3 separate regions of the Homo sapiens genome follow, and regions 2 and 3 are each linked to region 1. Evidence: chromatin contacts called from ENCODE Hi-C or POLR2A ChIA-PET data. All regions are on one chromosome and are shown on one strand. The core of a region is the stretch at or near the end of the contact, and the rest is flanking DNA. Distances in the headings are between cores, read along the strand shown. Region 1 holds the start of UBE2G1 (ubiquitin conjugating enzyme E2 G1). Region 2 holds the start of GLTPD2 (glycolipid transfer protein domain containing 2). Region 3 holds the start of PELP1-DT (PELP1 divergent transcript).

What was found. Hi-C counts contacts between places; a loop is a spot of excess contacts on that map. ChIA-PET counts read pairs that join two places held with the same protein, here RNA polymerase II (POLR2A). Pooled maps may share reads with other maps.
Region 2: a loop to region 1 is called in a pooled map, with 6 times the contacts of the local background. The contact joins the promoter of GLTPD2 here to the promoter of UBE2G1 in region 1. A Hi-C loop is called at or near these places in 1 of 168 maps with a recorded cell type or tissue (naive thymus-derived CD4-positive, alpha-beta T cell) and 11 of 50 pooled maps. POLR2A ChIA-PET finds 5 or more read pairs at or near these places in 1 of 52 experiments (CD4-positive, alpha-beta T cell).
Region 3: a pooled map shows a loop between it and region 1 (4-fold over the local background). The contact joins the promoter of PELP1-DT here to the promoter of UBE2G1 in region 1. A Hi-C loop is called at or near these places in 2 of 168 maps with a recorded cell type or tissue (both CD8-positive, alpha-beta T cell), 2 of 37 single-sample maps with no recorded cell type and 13 of 50 pooled maps. POLR2A ChIA-PET finds 5 or more read pairs at or near these places in 1 of 52 experiments (activated T-cell).

Annotation. Positions count from the first base shown.
Region 1 is chr17:4,365,242-4,368,431 of GRCh38, reverse strand. It overlaps UBE2G1 (ubiquitin conjugating enzyme E2 G1), which reads left to right and starts at 1,757. Exons shown (of 6, transcript NM_003342.5): 1 at 1,757-2,161. The coding sequence starts at 2,116. RefSeq lists enhancers at 1,624-1,918, 1,738-2,424 and silencers at 1,587-2,286, 2,337-3,116.
Region 2 is chr17:4,787,529-4,790,718 of GRCh38, reverse strand. GLTPD2 (glycolipid transfer protein domain containing 2) reads right to left here and starts at 1,755. Exons shown (of 4, transcript NM_001014985.3): 1 at 1,602-1,755; 2 at 1,429-1,493; 3 at 1,042-1,208; 4 at 130-960. The coding sequence starts at 1,707. The coding sequence ends at 423. RefSeq lists an enhancer at 1-68 and a silencer at 299-948.
Region 3 is chr17:4,702,504-4,705,693 of GRCh38, reverse strand. PELP1-DT (PELP1 divergent transcript) reads right to left here and starts at 1,464. Exons shown (of 2, transcript NR_103482.1): 1 at 1,324-1,464; 2 at 165-495. PELP1 (proline, glutamate and leucine rich protein 1) reads left to right here and starts at 1,557. Exons shown (of 17, transcript NM_014389.3): 1 at 1,557-1,831. The coding sequence starts at 1,583. It also overlaps the pseudogene RPS12P29.

The sequences.
Region 1 (3,190 bases), core at 508-3,007:
CACCACAGCCTGCAGGGCACTGGTCTTGACCCTCCCTCCCTCATCAATTCTCTGCAGCCACAGCAAAACATTCAAAATGCAAGTCTGCTATTTTTCTACTCCTAGTTAAAACTTTTCAGGGGCCTCCCACTGTTTAAGGATTAGGTTCAATTTCTAAACCTTTATCCAGCCCTGATCTTTCACCAGATTTGGAAATTATTACAAAAAATAAATCTTTTTTTTTTTTTTTTTTACAAAAAATAAATCTTAAGAAACTAGGAATAGGCCGGGCACAGTGGCCCTTGCCTATAATCCTAGCATTTTGGGAGGCTGAGGCAGGCGGATTGCCTGAGTTCAGGAGTTCGAGACCAGCCTGGGCAACATGGTAAAACCCCATCTCTACTAAAATACGAAAGAAAATTAGCCTGGCCTGGAGGCGTGCGCCTGTAGTCCCAGCTACTCAGGAGTCTGAGGCAGGAGAATTGCTTTAACTCGGGAACCTGAGAGGCAGAGGTTGCAGTGGGCCAAGATCACGCCACTGCACTCCAGCCTGGGCGACAGAACAAGGCTGTCTCAAAAAATAAATAAATAAATAAATAAAATAAAAAAGAAAGAAACTAGGAATAGAAGTAAATTTCCTTGATTTGGTAAAGTGAAATATCAAAATGGTCCCTTTGGTCTATTTGATAGGGGGCAGTGGTTCACACTTGTAATGCTAACACTTTGGGAGGCCGAGTTGGAAGGACTGCTTGAACCCAGGAGTTTGAGACCAGCCTGGGCAACACAGAGAGACCTCTGGCCCCCCCCTCCTTTTTTTTTTTTTTTGTGAGACGGAGTCTCTCTCTGTCGGCCATGCTGGAGTGCAGTGGCACCATCTCGGCTCACTGCAATCTCTGCCTCCTAGGTTCAAGCAATTCTCCTTTCTCAGCCTCCCTGGTAGCTGGGAGTACAGGCGCCTGCCACCAGGCTGGGCTAATTTTTGTATTTTTAGTAGAGACCAGGTTTCACCATGTTGGCCAGGATGGTCTCGAACTCGTGACCTCAGGTGATCTGCCCACCTCGGCCTCTCAAAGTGCTGGGATTACAAGCATGAGCCACCGCGCCCCGTCAAACCCCCCGATCTCTATAAAGCAAATAAAAAAATAGCAGGGCATGGTGGTGTGTACCTGTAATCCCAGATACTAAGGAGACTCAGATGGGAGGATCCCTTAAGCCCAGGAGTTCCAAGCTGCAGTGAGCTATGATCACTGCACTCCAGCCTGGGCGACAGAGAGAATTGCCGTCCATAAATGATAATAATAACAGGGCCGGTCTCGGTGGCTCAATAATAATAGGGCCGGACGCGGTGGCTTTTTTTGTGCACTCTTCATGTAAAGTGAGTTATCATCATATATTGCCTCTATTTTGATGTTTGGTTAAAATGGGGCACACCAGTACTAACTTCGGCTTTCTAACAATTCCTACTTCGCACACCATGTGGCAGTGTTAGATGGCTTTTGGGCGCTCGCCAAGGACTAGACATCTACCACTTCTTCTGGCCTCTTCGCTCCTATATCCACTGCTTCAATCCAGAGGCTGTATTTGACCCTCTGCGACCTCTTTGTCATGGCGTCCGCGGGGCGTCTACCAGCGGAGGCTTGGGCTGGCAGCCGGGCGTCGACCTTCCCAAAATGGCGGCGGACGGGACAACTGCGCTCAAGGGGCGGGGTTCCGCCGCCGGGGGCGGGGCGGGAGGCCGAGGGGTCGGGCTAGCGGGCGGGACGCTTCCCAAGTCGGCAGTCTCAGCGCGCCTGCGCCGAGCGGCCCTGCGCGCAGTGAGGCAGTGGCGGGGGAAGGCACCGGTGGGGCCGACGGGCGGGTTGAAGGAGGGAAGCGGGCGAGCGAAGTCCCAGTGCGCGCCGCGGCAGCCCGGGCACCCTCCCCTTCCGGGCGTGAGTCGCTGTGAAAAGAGCTGAAGCGAGCGGACTCGCACCGGCAGCGAGGCGCCGCTCCCGCCGCCTCAGCCCGGCCTTCCTCGGCTCCGGCGCTCCGGTCGCGGGGCCCGGGTTCCTCGGCACACCCCGCTCCAGCCGCCCCCAGAGCCTGTCCCCAGCCCTTCGGAAGCCCCGGCGCCAGCCCGGGCCCTCGGCAGGGAGGATGACGGAGCTGCAGTCGGCACTGCTACTGCGAAGACAGCTGGCAGGTGAGCAGGCGGGCGGCGGGGCGCCGGGCCCGGCCGCGATCGCGGACAGCCGCAGCCCAGTCCCTCTTCTCCTCCCGGGCCAGCGGCCGTACTGCCGAAGGGGCCCGGGCCTGCGAGGGTGGGGACCTCGAGGCTCCGGTCCCGGCCGGGCCCAGCCGTTCTCGCCCGGCTCTTGGAGGGCACTGGGGGCGGGGACGCGACCCAGCTCCGGCCCAGGGACTGGGCCTGGCGCCCGGGGGGTCGGAGAGGAGGAGGTCCCCTCCCCCACCGTTCTGTAGGACGTTGCGGGGGAGGGGCTGTGTGCGGGTCCCCAGGCCGGGGCCGCCAGCTTGGAGGGGCGGGTCCCGGGTTCAGGTGCTGCCGGGGCCGCCGGACCTTCGGGGCCGGCTGGAGCGTCCGGACCCAGTGCGGCTGCGAGTCCCCGGCTCGGTGTCTGAGGGCGGGCGGAAGGGACCGGCCCTGGCGGGATAGGTGAGGCGCACAAAACTTCTCCCCGGGCGGCGCTGGGTCCGCGGAGTTGGGGCCGACAACAAAAGCGCTGGCCTCGGCGGCCTCCACGCGGGCGCGAGGGTGCCGGAGACCCTGGCGGAGTGCGGATCGCCGCCTCGCCTGCCTCCGCCTGGCACGGGCTCCGGCTGCGCCGCCCGGCTGGGGGAGGGTAGGAGCGGGCCGCGGGGAGAGCCGCTCGCTGGCCGGCTCCGGGCTTTGTGCTCGCCGCGATTCCGGCTGCTGCGCAGGCCTGCAAACCCCGGAGCTGCGCCCGCAGGCTCTGGCCCGGGGCGGCGGCCGGGTCGGCCTCCCCGAGGAGCCTGCGGCCCCCCTCCCCCATTGTCCCGGCCTCCGGCCGTTTGCGGCTTCCAGGTTGACTTTTTAGGGGGTTGGCTCCTACTCTGCTAGGACTGTGTGCGCGGAGCATGCGCAGTGGAGACGTCCGTGTGCGGAGTGGAAGGGGGGAGGCGGGTTGGTGGCTTCACAATGCAGCCCCACGTGCTGCCAGATTTAAAGAGAAATGAACCAGCACTTACCCCT
Region 2 (3,190 bases), core at 506-3,005, 420 kb before region 1:
GTGAAGCTCAGGGACAAGTCTGGGCTGGAGACTCAGCGTGTGTTTGGCAACCGAAGCCACGGGAGTGACTACGATAGGCCGGGGGAGCGTGAGTCTCTCGGCTGCCGAGAACAGAGATGACACATCTTCTCACCTTCGTTTTTTATTTCCCTTAAGCGCCTGTCGTCATCACACAAAACGCCCTACGTCGACGCTGCCAAATATTGCTTTTTTATTCCTCACAGCTCCTCCCGTCTTTCCGAGACTGCGGACAGAGGGAGCTCAACGCCATTCCCTGCCGGGGGCGGCCCTCGCCGCGGCGACGTCACGGAAGAGGCGGGATACGGAGGCGGCCGCGGCGCGGGCTGCAGGACTGACCCCGGGCTGCGCGGCCCCACCCCGGGCGGTCCGCTCCGTTCCCGCCGGTCCCCGCAGCCGCCGTCTTAGGCCAGCTGGAGCAGGCCGCGCTCGGCCAGCAGGCTCTGGGTGCGGTTGTAGACATCCTCCAAGGTGCCGGCGGCCCGGACCAGCGCGGCCCGCGCCTCCGCCTCGGTGGCTCCGGGACACGCCAGCTCCAGCAGGCGGCGGCGACCCGGGAAGGCGAGGAAGGCGAGGCGGGCGGTCTGTCGGACCAGCCAGGGGTGATGCGGACCCAGGGCCGCACGGTAGGCGTCGCTGCACTGCACGCCCGCGTCCGGGCCTCCCAGCGCGCCGGTCGCCACCCGGTGGAGGCAGAGCTGGGACCAGCGCAGCGCGCGGTGCAGCAGGAGCAGCGTGCGAGAGCCCGAGCTCCGGGTCGGGTCCCGGGGGGCCGCCCCCGGCTGCTCCAGCAGTCCCGCCCTCCGCTCCCACGCCGCCATGGCCACCAGCGACCAGTAGTGCTCCGCGTCCGGGCCGTGCACCCGAGCCTCCAGGTCTGTCACCTTGGTGAAGGCCTCCCTAGTGGCGAAGGCGAAGACGGAGCCGAGGGGAGTCAGGAACCTGCGGGCGAGACGATTTGAGAGAATGGAGATGGAGCCGCCAAGGAGGCGGGGACCGGCTGGGGGGCGGGAGGCCACTCACTCGACGAGTGCCCTCCATCCCGCCAGGTACGGCGACAGCCCCACATCCCCTTCGGGTTTCAGACTGGCGTGGAACCGCCTCATCATGCGGCCCAGCATCCCCCGAGGGCCCAGACACGGAGGCTGTTTCCTCTCCGGGGCCTCCAGGGTTCCCGACTCCTGCCGGACCTGGTGGGGAGACACGATGGGAAGAGGTGGGAGCAGATTCTGCCCTGAAGAAATTGTTCCGAAGGTTTAGCTGGCGGCTCTTCTGCTGTGCGCTCAGCTTCCGACGGGAGAGGGTAGACCGGGGGAGGACCCGCCCTTTGCCGGACCCTCAGCCTGGCTCCACGTCCCCCTGTTCTGGTCCCTCCTGGAGCGCCCGCGCCCAATCCTGCGCCTAGCGTACCTGGAAGGGCGCCGTTTCCCCTGGAACGCAGGGCTGCGCCCTGGGTCCGCAGCCCGAGCGGGCGCCTGGGTAGAGGAGAAGCGGAGCGGTGAGGGCTCGAGAAAGAGGCTTGAGTCGTGAGGGCCTGGATTCCGGGCTTCCTCCCGGAGCAAGTGAGGGAAGGGGCAGCTCACCTAGGCTCCGAACACTGAGATAAAGCAGCAGCAGCGCGAAGATAGCGAGAGGAATTGAGTGGCTGAACCAGTGCCGCAGGGCTGGGGGCCGCGCCGCCACTCCCATGCCTGCTGCTGGGACCGCCGCCCCCTCACCAGCGCCTAGCCAGTCCGTGTCCCTCCGCCTCCAGGAGGGGACAGAAGCCCGTGGTGCCCTGAGGCGCAAAGGATTAATAATTAACCTACTAAGGCCCCTTCCCCTGTGCCCTTCGCCCCAAAGGGCAGCTACCCTGGGTGCGAGGAACTGGGTGAAGGGAATTTGGGGGATTCGACAGCAGTGACAGATCAGTGCATTTCCCTTCCCTGTAGGGCCAGCTGTAGCAAGAGGCACTCTGAGTATTGGGAAGAGAGGCAGGGCCCAGAACAGCTCCCCTACTGAGCAGTGGTGTGGGCCCTAAATTCACTCTGGGCTTGAGTTCCCTCCACTGTAAATTGAGGATAATAATAGGTACTTTGCAAGCCTCATGTGAGGATTAAATGATAACGTATGTGAAAACACTAAATGGAAAAGCTGACCACAATTGCCCTATAAATCTTATTAAGTTCAAGCATTGTCCGGCTCTGGGATCCAGGGAACACCCACTTCTCTCTCGCTCTCTTTTTTTTTTTGTTTGTTTTTTGTTTTTTTGTTTTTTGAGACAAAGTCTCGCTCTGTCGCCCAGGCTGGAAAGTGCCGGCTAATTTTTACATTTTTAGTAGAGACAGGGTTTCACCATACTGGACAGGCTGGTCTCGAACTCCTGACCTTGTGATCCGCCCAACTTGGCCTCCCAAAGTGCTGGGATTACAGGCGTAAACCACCGCGCCCAGCCGGGAACACCCACTTCTAAATTCTCTATCTTATTCCCAGGGGACTTTGTCTTGACCTGGATACATGACCTCTTGCAATCATATACGTACGTCAGGCTTTATCCTTTTGCATTTTTGTGGTTTAATTTTCAAAACTCCAGATTGGCTCTTCAATCATTCATTGCACCAACTTTTATTAAGTACTTCCGCACGTACTAGGCTTCAAGAATACAAAAGTGCCTTCACAGAGCTCAAGGTCCACTGGGGGAGAATTTATCCTCTGTCTCCCCCACTGGAATGTGACCTCTGATGACAGGGGCCTTGTTATTCTTGCTTACAGCAAGTGGAATATTGCTTAAGCCAAAACATATTATTGCTAAATAGGTATTGAATAAACAAAGGAGTGTGTATGAGGGGCAGGTAAATCTGGGGTTGTGGCCCCTAACAAATTTAGCCAGGCATTTTTAGGCCAGGCACGGTGGCTCACGCCTGTAATCCCAGCACTTTGGGAGGCCGAGGTGGGCGGATCACCTGAGGTCAGCCTGGCTAACATGGCAACACCCCGTCTCTACTAAAAATATACAAATTAGCCGGGCGTGGTGGCGAACGCCTATAATCCCAGCTACTCGGGAGGTTAAGGGAAGAGAATCGCTTGAACCCGGGAGGCAGAGGTTGCAGTGAGCCGAGATGGCGTCACTGCACTCCAACCTGGGCAACAGAGTGAGACTTCGTCTCAAAACAAACAAACAAACAAACAAACA
Region 3 (3,190 bases), core at 215-2,714, 340 kb before region 1:
GCGTGTTCACTACAGTTTGCATTAGCAAAAAGCTGGAGCAGCCTTTAAGCATTAATTCAGCAATAGAATTATTAAATCATGGTGCACCCATTTCATTCATACCACAGTTTAAAAAACAGCATAAAGAAGGCCATGAGTGAAAACAAGCCACACGCAGACCCCAATCTTGTAAAATATTCATTTATGTGCTTGTGCATAGACTAATATTAGGAAAGTATACACGCTACTGGGGCAGGGCTTTGCGGGGGAGGAGCAGTTTTTCTTTTTACTTTATGCCTTTCTGTACTGTTTGAATTGGCTTTTGCAAGGCGCACGTCTTGTATCATTTCTGAAGTTGCAAATGTAGTTAAAAATGTCTGTGATTTCAAGTTACCTAGAGAGTTATTGATTCCTTCTCTTTCCCTGCCGCTGCCGAGTTGCGCGGAGGCGGAGGCTTGGGTACCTTCAAGATTCAGCTTCACTTGTAACCCACCGCCACGGCCGAGGAAGGCATTGCTGCTGGAGGGGTAATGGATGTTAATACTGCTTCACAAGAGGTGCTGAAGACCGCTCTCATCCACCATGACCTAGCACGTGGAATTCGCGAAGCTGCCAAAGCCTTAGACAAACGCCAAGCCCATCTTTGTGTGCTTGCATCCAACTATGATGAGCCTACTATGTATGTCAAGTTGGTGGAGGCCTTTGTGCTGAACACCAAATCAACCTAATTAAGGTTGATGACAACAAGAAACTAGGAGAATGGGTAGGGCTCTGTAAAAATCGACAGAGAGGGGAAACCCCGTAAAGTGGTTGGTTGCAGTTGTGTAGTAGTTAAGGACTATGGCAAGGAGTCTCAGGCCAAGGATGACATCGAAGAGTACTTGAAATGCAAGAAATGAAGAAATAAATCTTTGGCGCGCGTACACACACACACACGTTACTGATTCCTAGGCAGGGTGCGGTGGCTCATGCCTGTAATCTCAGCACTTTGGGAGGCCAAGGCGGGCGGAACACCTGAGGTCAGGAGTTCAAGACCATCCTGGCCAACATGGTGAAACCCCATCTCTACAAAAATACAAAAAAAATTAGCCGGGCGTGGTGGCGCGCGACTGTAATCCCATCTACTCGGGAGGCTGAGGCAGGGAAATCGCTTGAACCTGGAAGGTGGAGGTTGCGGTGAGCCGAGATCGCGCCACTGCACTCCAGCCTGGGCCACAGAGCGAGACTCCGTCTCAAAAAAAAAAAATGAGAGTTATTGATTCCTACAGCGAAGATGTCCCAAGACTCCGTCCGCTAAATGGAAATCGTTCCGACTTTGGCGCCTTTTGTCCGGACCACGTGTACCTTTAACATCACAGGACCGCCTCGGACACGCTCACAGGCAGCCTCATCCGCCATCACTCCGGGAACCGAGCACCCCGCTGCCTCGGCGCCCAGGCTGCTCTCTCCGCGCATGCTCCTTCCCAGCTTGAGCCCGCGAGTCCAGCCTGCCTTCACTCAGTGCGCAAGACCGCAGCCCCCTCCCCACGCCCCCTCCCCAGTAGGCGGCCGTCGCGGTGTGTTTGCGTCATCGCGCCACGCCACCACTGGAACCCGGGGGAAGATGGCGGCAGCCGTTCTGAGTGGGCCCTCTGCGGGCTCCGCGGCTGGGGTTCCTGGCGGGACCGGGGGTCTCTCGGCAGTGAGCTCGGGCCCGCGGCTCCGCCTGCTGCTGCTGGAGAGTGTTTCTGGTTTGCTGCAACCTCGAACGGGGTCTGCCGTTGCTCCGGTGCATCCCCCAAACCGCTCGGCCCCACATTTGCCCGGGCTCATGTGCCTATTGCGGCTGCATGGGTCGGTGGGCGGGGCCCAGGTGAGTCCGTGGCCCGCGTGCCCGCGGCCCTGTGGGGAGGATGGCGCGGCACCTGTGCGCCGGGATTACGGTGCAGTGCAAGTGCGATAGGGAGGTTGAAGGAAGGAGAGCTGCGGGCAGAAAGGGGATCCAGGTATCAGTCCGGACGGGATGCACGTATTTCTCCTTTATCGGCCATGAGTTTCTCCAGGGGAAAAATGGGCCTTATTTTTCTGTTGTTAGGCTATTGGTCGGCACACAGGAATCGATTAGGTTCCAGGCCCGGTCACTCACTAGTTGTATAATCTAAAAGTCTCTTTTTCCTCTGGCAATATCTGTTTCGGGGATTGTTTCGACTGACTGAATGACGCATTCAACAATAAACATTTACCGAGCTCTTATTGAGGGTCAGATACTGTACTAGGCGCTCCGGTTACAGACGTGGTGGCGATACACAAAATGCTGCGAAACAAGATGAGAATTGAATATCAGGGGTCTCTAACCTTATCTGAAGACTGGCAGAGATTTTTCCAAAGAAACCGGCGTTTAAGCTGAGACCCTAAGGATGAATAGGGGTTGGGTAGGGAAAAAATATGGGAGGGGCTGTTCAGTCAGAGGAGAGCTCATGTGGGAAGACCCTGTGGTAGGAAGGAACTGGAAAGAAGGGCATCGTTCCTGGGGCTCAGATGTGGAGGGGAAGAGAGTGGGTACAGATGAGACTGGTGAGATGGGTAGGCAGTGGTCGGGTCATGCAGAGCGTTTTAGGCCGGGTTAGGAGCCTTTGGACTTCTATAAGAATGGAATCTGATAACCATTCAGTTCTGCAAGCTAGACACTCAAGTAATTCTAAACTCTTCTTCATACACCTCCATAAGCAATCTGTCAAGTCCTGTTGATTTTATCCTTTGAGTAGTTTTCAGATCTGTCCACTCTTTTCCATCTTTCTCATTGCTCCCATTCTAGCTTGAACCCCCACCATCTTGTCCGGGTGAAGGCACTGATTCTAAGAAGGCATATTTCTAGCCCATAATAGCTGCTCCTTATAACAATCTCCTATCTTCCCTTCTCTCCCACTAAACCTCCCCCAAATTCTACCCATCCTTCAAGACCCATAAACACGAGATCTTCTGTGTCCACCCTTCATTCCTGGGACCTTCCTAGCTCTATGCTACCTTCCAGGAAGATGGTTGTCACAATTTGCTGGGTGGGTCAATAACCTTAGCCCCAGATTTATCACAGATAACCCTATCTGTTTGTCTTTAACATTACTCTGCATAATTGAGGGTGACAAAACTATATCTCTGCTATCTCAGCCCAATATCAGAGGCTGGAGCTGATTATGTATTTTCTCTTGTCTCTAAATTCCCCTCTTCTAATTTA